Linked DNA regions of Homo sapiens: region 1 is linked to region 2. Evidence: read pairs that join two places in POLR2A ChIA-PET (ENCODE). Cell type or tissue: PC-3. All regions are shown on one strand.

Region 1 (5,000 bases), 110 kb before region 2:
CTCTGTAAAATGGGCCAATCAGCTCTCTGTAAAATGGGCCAAGCAACTCTCTGTAAGATGGACCAATCAGCAGGATGTGGGTAGGGTCAGATAAGGGAATAAAAGCAGGCTTCCGGAGCTAGCAGTGGCAATCTGTTCTGGTGCCTTTCCATGCTGGAAAAGCTTTGTTCTTTCACTCTTCACAGTAAATCTTGTTGATGCTCAGTCTTTCAGTCTGTGTGCCTTTATGAGCTATAACACTCACTGCGAATGTCTACAGCTTCACTCCTGAAGCCAGCAAGACCACGAACTCACTGGGAGGGACGAACAACTCCAAACGCGCTGCCTTTAAGAGCTGTAAAACTGACCGTGAATGTCTGCCGCTTCACCCCGGAAGTCAGTGAGACCACAAACCCACCAGAAGGAAGAAGCTCTGGACATCTATGAACATCTGAAGGAACAAACTCGGGACACACCATGTTTAAGAACTGTAACACTCACCGCCAGGGTCCACAGCTTTATTCTTGAAGTCAGTGAGACCAAGAACCCGCTAATTCTGGACACAAAGTCAATACCACTATTCTAACATTGTATTTGAATTTGAAAATACTCTATATGATTCTTGACTTAAAATATTTCAATGACTTTTTACAAGGAAATAACTTGTGGCAATTATATACTGATGTAAGCTCCTAAGTAAGAGACAGGATGTCTTCAGTGACTCATAGCAGTATCTTTTTCTTTTTTTTTTTTTGAGACGGAGTCTCACTCTGTTGCCCAGGCTGGAGTGTGGTGGTGCAATCTCAGCTCACTGCAAGCTCCGCCTCTTGGGTTCATGCTCTTCTGCCTCAGCCTCCCGAGTAGCTGGGACTACAGGCGCCCACCACCATGCCAGGCTAATTTTTTTTGTATTTTTAGTAGAGACGGGGTTTCACCATGGTCTCGATCTCTTGACCTCGTGATCCACCCACCTTGGCCTCCCAAAGTGCTGAGATTATAGGCGTGAGCCACCATGCCCAGCCTCATAGCAGTATCTTCACACACTCCTTAGCTGGACAACACCAAGAGGCCCCACTGGTAGCTCATCAAAGATATTTATTCCTTGGCTAAAGCGAGCTAAGTTTGTTACTGTTGCATCTGTGGAGCTACCATGGTAATGGGAGGCAGGACTGGTTTCAGGAGCTTGAGATCTGCGCAGTGGCTTAGGAAGCCAGACCCTGTTAGAAGGGTCCTGTGCATCCATTTATGCCCTGCTGTTGCTATCTTGGAATTCTTAATAATTTTTGAACAAGGGTGACCTAGTTTTCATTTTGTACTGGGATCTGCAAATTACGTACTTGATGGGAGGTAGGAAGTAACAAGCACAGTTTAAGAGGGGGAAGTATACTTAATCCTCTATACATTCTTTTCAAAGAATAAGGCAAACCACATTCCAGAAAGCAAAAGGGTTCTCTTTCCTCACCTTGGTTATTTTCTTCACCTTGATCATTTTATATTTCTTCACCTTGATCATTTTATATGAAGATGACTAGAGTATCCTAAAGAATGTAAGAGAAGGATTAGAAAAAGGAATGATGACTTTACATTGTTTTTGTATTAGAGGATATAATACTAGCTTGAAGGGAATAATTCAGGTAGTGATTTTCTTTTCATGGAAACTTTTGTATTCCATTAAAATGCAATATAAACCTAAATCACCTTAGAAACCTCTAGGGGAACAGCCATATAGATTGCTTTCTTTTCAGTACTTACATTCTGGGAAATTTTTAAACTTACTTACATTTTAGGGGAGGAACTTTTTCAGAAATTTGATGTCAATAAATTAACTGATCGGGAAATGAGAAATATGGTGGTTTTTATTCCTGCTCTACTCTGGGAGGCAGTAGAACATAGTGAAAATCAAAGTCTCCAGGAAGGATTGATTTTAATCCCTGCTGAATTACCTTAGGGACCTCCCTCAAAGACCATGAACCTCAGTGTCCTAAACTGTGAAACTGGGTGACTAATACCCATCTCACAGGGTGGTTAATGGGTGATCAAACAAGACAATGCCATAAAATGTTTGACAAAGTGCAAGGCGTTGAGTCAGCTGTAATTATTGTTGTTGTTAATATTATTTCTTTCTGTCCTTCTCTTCTAGTGGAAGCCCTGTCTAAAACGATCTAGTCCTTCTGTGAGAGCCTGGATAAAGAATTTAACATGTTGGTACTAGAATATCCTCATTTGTGAAATGGTTGTTAACTTAGCACACCACCTAGCAGGTGATAGACATTCAGTAACTAACAGCATGTGGGTTGGGGTTAAGGGTTGTTTTTTTTTGTTTGTTTTGAGACGGTGTTTCGCTCTTTTTTGTCCAGGATGGTGTGCAATGGTGCTATCTTGGCTCACTGCAACCTCCGCCTCCTGGATTCAAGCAATTCTTCTGCCTCAGCCTCCCGAGTAGCTGGGATCAGAGGCGCACACCACCACGCTCGGCTAATTTTTGTATTTTTAGTCGAGACGGGGTTTTGCCACATTGGCCAGGCTGGTCTCGAACTCCTTACCTCAGGTGATCCGTCTGCCTCAGCCTCCCAAAGTGCTGGGATCACAGGTGTTAGCCACCACGCCCAGCCTCTTGATTTAGTGTGATTTGTATTTGAAATACAAAAATAAAGATCAAGTTCCCTGGCCGTGTATAAGAAATAACAACCCACGTACGTAGTACTCTCTTTCTTTCTTTTTTTTTTTTTTTGAGATGGAATCTTGCTCTGTCGCCCAGGCTGGAGTGCAGTGGTGTGATCTCGGCTCGCTGCAAGCTCCACCTCCCAGGTTCACACCATTCTCCTGCCTCAGGCTCCCGAGTAGCTGGGACTACAGGTGCCCACCACCACGCCCGGTTAATTTTTTGTATTTTTGGTAGAGATGGGATTTCACCATGTTAGCCAGGATGGTCTCAATCTCCTAACCTCGTGATCCGCCCACCTCGGCCTCCCAAAGTGCTGGGATTACAGGCATGAGCCACCGTGCCCAGCCAGTACTTTCAATTCCTAAAATGTTTTCATGCATCTTCTCTGAGGAGGGCACGCGCTAGTAAATTACAGAATCTGGAATCCTGACTCTAGTTTTATGATCTTTCTTCCTCATCACCATTTTATTCTATCAAATATTTGGAGACTCGTTATAGTGCTGTCTTCAGGAAAATTGCTTGTGCAAGGTTATTGATGAAAGATGGGTAAGAGCACTCTATAGCCAAGCATTCCTTGGTGCTTGGGAATTAAACTCCACTCTTCCCCCAACTGGTGTCCGTGTGTCATAATGTTGTCTAATTCAAGAGCGAGAAAAGGATCCAGCCTGTGGATACAGAGGGCTATGCCCAAAATGCATAGGGACTTACTGAAGATAAATTCACCTGCATATCAGTCTTATCTAAAATCATCCCTGATCTGGCTGGGCGCGGTGGCTCACGCCTGTAATTCCAGCACTTTGGAAGGCCAAGGCCAGCGGGTCACGAGGTCAGAAGATCGAGAACATCCTGGCTAACATGGTGAAACCCTGTCTCTACTAAAAATACAAAACATTAGCGGGGTGTGCGGGCGGGTGCCTGTAGTCCCGGCTACTCCGGAGGCTGAGGCAGGAGAATGGCGTGAACCCAGGAGGCAGAGCTTGTAGTGAGCCGAGATTGTGCCACTGCACTCCAGCCTGGAGGACAAAACGAGACTCCGTCTCAAAAAAAAACAAAAACAAAAAAATCCCTGAGCTTATATAATGATGTTGTTTTAAATTCCAAATTTCAGAAAAAGCCTTATAATGTCCTTTATTATTGATATGGTTTGCCTGTGTCCTTACCCAACTCTCATCTTGAATTGTACCTCCCATAATTCCCATGTGTTGTGGGAGGGACCCAGTGGGAGGCAATTGAATCATGGGGGTGGGTTTTTCCCCGCTGTTCTCGTGAGAGTAAGTCTCATGAGATCTGATGGTTTTATAAAGGGCAGTTCCCTGCACCCACTCCCTTCCCTGCTGCCATGTAAGACGTACCTTTGCTCCTCCTTCACCTTCTGCCACGATTGTGAGGCCTCCCCAGCCATGTGAAACTGTGAGTCCATTAAACTTTTTTCTTTATAAATTACCCAGTCTCAGATCTTTCTTCGTAGTAGTATGGAAATGGACTAATACAATTATCAAGCGCCAAATAAAAGCACTCCATCCCCACAACAGAAGCTCTTGTCATCTTGTAAGCTGTTCTCCATGGTAAACAGCACTAAGGAGAACCTTGTCTAATCTCATAGATGCTTTGTCTTCCAGTTCCAGCCTCACAGCGTTTGGCTTCTACTTGATGTAGAACCTTGTGGTCACGTCCAGACTCACCTTGTTCAGGTTCAGTGACCTTGGGGCCAGTCAGACAGGACCTGGGCCCTCTCATAGGGCTGCCCTCCTTTAGATGTTTACTCTTTCCTGCAGATAATGGCCCACTCATCTCACACCTCTCCCGTCTCCAACAGGGTCCAGCCAGAACAGATCACAGTCCAAGACAATAAACACTCTATATTATTTCTTGGTGGCTGGGTTGCTGGGGGAAAATAAACTCCTCCCTTCCAGCCACCAACTTATAAGAAATGACGGAGTGAGTTCTTGTCACAGATTTAGTAATAAGCGCCTCTTACATGCTAAGCATTGGCACAATTTCTGTAATGGTGATAGTGAACAAAGCAGGCATGGGAGAACCACTGGTGCCTGTGTGATAAAACCTTTGCTGAGGATTTTATCTTTTAGCTCTCTAAGTGGCTCCTCTAGTAGTTGCCATATGGGAAATTTCTTTTGGAATTCACAAATAGAATTTTCACCTCCTCTGGTAGAAAGGAACCGGCACAAGTAACACATTAATTTCCTTATTTTCCTTGCTGCCAGGAAGCTTAGAGATACTACGAGAACAATAGTAACCATTGTGGTTACTATTTGCCTCCCCTTCCTTTCCTTTGTTCTGATTTTCCATTTTCTCATTCTTTTTTTTTTTTTTTTGAGACAAAGTCTTGCTATGTCTT
Region 2 (5,000 bases):
GGGAAGCACAGATATAGCAGGAAGTTTAGGCTAAAAAGAAAGGGGGAAATAACCTCTTCCCTATTATGGTTAACCAGAGTATTAGTTGGATTGTGTTATGTCCAAAATTTATGTTAATGGATCCGCCACTCATCACCAAAGGCTGAACTCTATCATCATTGACTTATCTTTAGATCCCAGATCTTAGGGATTCTGCATCTATATACCCTCATTCTTACCTGCTATATTAAAGTTGACTGTGACCATTGCAGTTGCCTGCCTCAACTCTTTGAATAGTAGTATCCTTACAAACATTCCATATCTAATCTCTCCTACTGCTGTCCATCCTTCCTGTTGCTGCCAGGGAGATTTTACCTAAAGCTCAGTTTTGATCATGCTACTAATCTTTTCAAACTTTGCACAGCGTTTGAGTTTTCCATGCCATGGTCCTTAGACAGCTTACCATATCTGATCTATGTTTACCCTACACTCCAGCTGTACTTAATCTAGTTTAGCTGTTCTTTCAACACAATGCAGGGCTCTTTTCCTCTATCTCCTTGACTTTGCTTTTGGAGTGCTTTATTCTACACTTCTTAATTAAGTCCTTTAATTTGGGCAGCTGCTTTTCAAAGGCTGGTCAAACGAGTGTAAGTCTTGCTGATTATATATCATTATTATATAATTTCCTAGGGTCTTCCTTATAATTTCTTTTCATGGTAGCTTATTCCTTACACTGAATATTTATACTTTGAGGGTTTGGGGGTGGCAAGTTAGAGATAATCATCTGAAGTGTTTGTTTCCTTGGAGATCATAAGGTAAAGTGAATAACATTATCTCTCTTGAGTGTCTTAGAACTAATAGGGAAGAAAAAAGCACTTGTCAATCCCAATGGACAGATGTGATTTATCTTGGTATGTCTTTGAGAGGTAGAATCACCATAATGTATAGGAGCCCCCCTAGATATTTGGTGGGTGTGGCATTTGGCACATTATGTTGAATTTCCCTGCTTCTCTTCCCAACAGTAATCCTTGAGCCATTTTTTGTTGTTTGAACAGTATCTAGCTGATATCTGTTATCTCAAACATTGCCATTTAGTGGTGGTCATCTGTTTACCCATAAGGTGAAATGTTACTGAGGACACTTCCAAAGGTAGTTTAACTGTGATCTCTTTGTTTGGGTTTGCATGCATTTCTGAATATATAAATACAAACTTGGATAATTTAGGGGTAATTACCTATATTAGCAAATAGTGGTTTATGAAAGGAGTAAAATTTCTTTTAAATAGTAAGGCTTCTCTAGGCCCTTTGAATATTTGAGTTGCAAAATACTGATCACAACCTGAAGGAAAACGTCTGTTGTATAAAGCTAAACATATCTATATATCTATGCCAATAAAGACATATTGAGTGCCTAGATATATGAAAGGGAGAGTGTGTGTGTATGTGTGTGTCCCTGTGTGCACTCACGTGCTGGCCCACCAACTATATAAATATGTACCCTCCTGTATTCTTTACCTTATAGACAAGGCAAAAACATTTATCATTGCTCTTGCCTGGAGTTATGTCCACCTTCATCTTACTGCAAGTGTCAGAGCAACCTACAAAATAGTAGATGAGGAGATGAAACAAGTAGGGCCAGAAAACATTGTCCACAGCCCAGTGGTCCGTGTCACCATTCTTCTGCTTCTAGCATATATTGCATAATCAGGACAGACGAGACAAGCCAAATCCTTTTAGTACACCGTGTCTGGGGAGGTTATGGAGTCTCAGAGATTAGTTGTCATTTTAACAGTCTCGATTGTGACAAGATCTTGGAAGTCATCTGAGAATGTCATGAAAACCATATTCCCATTGCTTTTATTTCTGCTGGACACTTACTGGGTGGGGAACATGTTTGATATATATAAAACAAAAACAAAAAAACAAAAAACCAACCAAGTGAAAAACCTATGTTCTTTGCATTGAGGTCACATTAAGAATACCTCCTCTTCTACAATTCAACCAAAGCTCTTGCAAGAAAATGAGTTTGCTTTATTTGTATTTATAATGAATCATTGTAATTGCAGCTAGAAGCTTTGTAGTTATGATTATTCATCCCCTCTTTCCATTCTCACAGAAATGTCAGGTTCAGGATAGATTTTTAAGACTCTAAAAATAATGGTTTTTTGGCTGGGCGCGGTGGCTCACGCCTGTAATCCCGGCACTTTGGGAGGCTGAGGTGGGCGGATCATGAGGTCAGGCGATCGAGTCCATCCTGGCTAACACGGTGAAACCCCGTCTCTACTAAAAATACAAAAAATTAGCCGGGCGTAGTGGCGGGCGCCTGTAGTCCCAGCTACTCGGGAGGCTGAGGCAGGAGAATGGCGTGAACCCGGGAGGTGGAGCTTGCAGTGAGCCGAGATCGCACCACTGCACTCCAGCCTGGGCGACAGAGCCAGACTCCGTCTCAAAACAAAAAAAAAAAATGGTTTTTCTGCTTGCTTCCGTTATGGTAATGTTGTGGGTATATAGACCTTTAGGAGTTTTTCTTCTTTTTGAGACGGAGTCTCGCTCTGTCCGAGGCTGGAGTGCAGTGGCGCCATCTCAGCTCACTGCAACCTCGGCCTACAGGGTTCCAGTGATTCTCCTGCCTCAGCCTTCCAAGTAGCTGGGGCGTCACCACGCCCGGCTAATTTTTGTATTTTTAGTAGAGACAGGGTTTCACCATGTTGGCCAGGCTGGTCTCCAACTCTTGACCTCAGGTAATCCGCCCACCTCGGCCTCCTAAAGTGCTGGGATTACAGACGTGAGCCACCGCGCCCGGCCAGGAATTTTTCTATTTTGAAAATTTATATTGTTTTTCTTGAGGTAACCAGAGACACTAAAATATACTACTAAGTGTGTGTTTTGTTAGTATTGTTTTTGTCCTGTTAATTAGCAGTTTTATTTTTATTTTATTTTTGTTGCTTAACATTTTTCAGAAGTTATAGCTAAACGTATTTTGAATGAATCCAACTGGAATGTTAGTTTTTAAAAATAAATTTTGTTTCAACCTGTGCAGCTGTAGTTTACTTTCCAGGCATGAGAAATATCTATTTTATTAAGTCCTATGAGGAATATGTGTCACACACATTTAAGAAAAAACTGTTTAAGATGAAACACTCCAAAAATGACTTCCCCCTGGTGTGAAGTAAAACAAAAGCCTCAATTGCATCTCTGCCTGTGGTAATGACACGAGGTGACAAACTGCAGGCAGGTGAGGTTTGTGGGGATGATCTCACACCTGCACCTCGAGCTTGGGGAACAGATGGGTTTGGAGCTGGCGTCTGGCCTTGCTTTCTTTTTGATACGAGACCAGCTCTCAGGCTGGGAGCCCCCACATTTGCACAGAAGACTCCCAAGTGTTTTAACATAGGCAGATGGGACTGCTGGTGGATAATATTCCCTGGTTTTGTGAATCTTTTTCTTGGGATGGAGAGGTGAAGAAGCCCCAGCGCAAGCACCACCAACCTCCAAGCCCAGAGCCCTTACATCAAGCCAGAGCTTTGCCTGCCAGGCAGGTTTCACTTCAGAAACCCAGAGACTGAGGATCTGTGCCCTCTTCAGTCTTAGTTCTGTAGCCAGGCAGGTAGCAAAAGGTGAACCCAGTTGAAGGGTTCCTTCCCTGCCAGTCCCTGCTTCATTCCCCTGCAGCTGATCAGCAGAACTCTGGAAGCAGTTAAGGCTGGAAAACCTTGTGGGCAGGCAGAGCTCTTTCTGCAGTAGCACTCAGAGATGACTTCTGATTAATTCTTTTTCACACCTCCCTAAAGAAATCAGGTATGTATACCTCTGAAGGGAAGGTCAAGGTAGATTTCTGTTTGAGACCTCCGCTGCATCATCTAACCCAACTCAAGACAGCTTTGTAGAAACCATCAGGCCCACCAATGTTTTACTGCTTTGCCCCCTTCACTAAGGCCATTCACTAGGGGCTCTTCTTTTCCTTTCAACACTAGTGTTGTCTTGGCAAATGCGTTTTTGGAGTGCCTCCACATGCATAGCTTCCCAGGGACATTTTGCAGAAAGGTTTGCACTCCTTTCTTAAGAGCAGTTCTGCTGCCTCATTTCTGTTTACATATGTACTGAATAGTCAGTCCATGTCTAGCCTTCACATGGGTTTGATTTTCCCTGTACACTGTTTTTTTTTTTTTTTTTTTTTTTGAGATGGAGTTTCACTCTTGTTGCCCAGGCTGGAGTGCAATGGCTCGATCTCGGCTCACCGCAACCTCCGTCTCCCTGGTTCAAGTGATTCTCCTGCCTCAGCCTCCTGAGTAGCTGGCATTACAGGTGCCCGCCACTATGCCTGGCCAATTTTTGGTATTTTTAGTAGAGATGGGGTTTCACCATGTTGGCCAGGCTTGTCTTGAACTCCTGACCTCACATGATCCACCCGCGTTGGCCTCCCAAAGTTCTGGGATTACAGGCGTGAGCCACCGTGCCTGGCCCCCTATACACTGTGGTTTTTTTGGTTTTTTTTTTTTTTGGTCTTTTGAGACGAAGTCTCGCTCTGTTGCCCAGGCTGGAGTGCAGTGGCACGATCTTGGCTCACTGCAAGCTCCGCCTCCCGGGTTCATGCCATTCTCCTGCCTCAGCCTCAGTCCCAGAGTAGCTGGGACTACAGGCGCCCGCCACCATGCCTGGCTAATTTTTTGTATTTTTAGTAGAGACGGGGTTTCACTGTGTTAGCCAGGATGGTCTTGATCTCCTGACCTTGAGATCTGCCCGCCTCAGCCTCCCAAATTGCTGGGATTACAGGCGTGAGCCACTGCGCTGGCCCCTGTACACTGTTTTAAAAGAGTTCGAGCCCCTTTTAAAAAAAATTTGGGGAGATTTCATATGACAGCTCAGAGTTCTGGTTTCTCTTGAAAAAGAGAAGGATGATCTAGCAACTGGAGGGTCTAGCAACACCTTGTCTACATTCCCATGGAACTCTGAGGTAGGGTATCTGGCTAGCGGCTTTTCTCTTTGGATCACTGGCTTTAAGCATTTTTGACATAGACATGT

The links. Peaks named below come from ENCODE experiments on the same cell type or tissue, not always from the same donor. Only the 100,000 strongest peaks of a DNase experiment are listed, where the experiment ranks them.
Region 1: POLR2A ChIA-PET joins it to region 2 with 6 read pairs; 2 of 35 experiments call an interaction of 5 or more read pairs at or near these places.

Annotation. Positions count from the first base shown.
Region 1 is chr9:16,919,044-16,924,043 of GRCh38, reverse strand. No RefSeq gene overlaps it. Among named protein-coding and RNA genes, the nearest start is that of BNC2, 51 kb to the right of the region's middle. RefSeq lists an enhancer at 1,769-2,376. In PC-3, a CTCF peak has its summit at 1,856; a DNase peak (open chromatin) is centred at 1,973; H3K27ac peaks cover 765 bases.
Region 2 is chr9:16,810,710-16,815,709 of GRCh38, reverse strand. The region is part of intron 1 of BNC2 (basonuclin zinc finger protein 2); the gene reads left to right. Among named protein-coding and RNA genes, the nearest start is that of BNC2, 57 kb to the left of the region's middle. RefSeq lists an enhancer at 4,666-5,000. In PC-3, no CTCF peak of the experiment used is centred here; no DNase peak of the experiment used is centred here.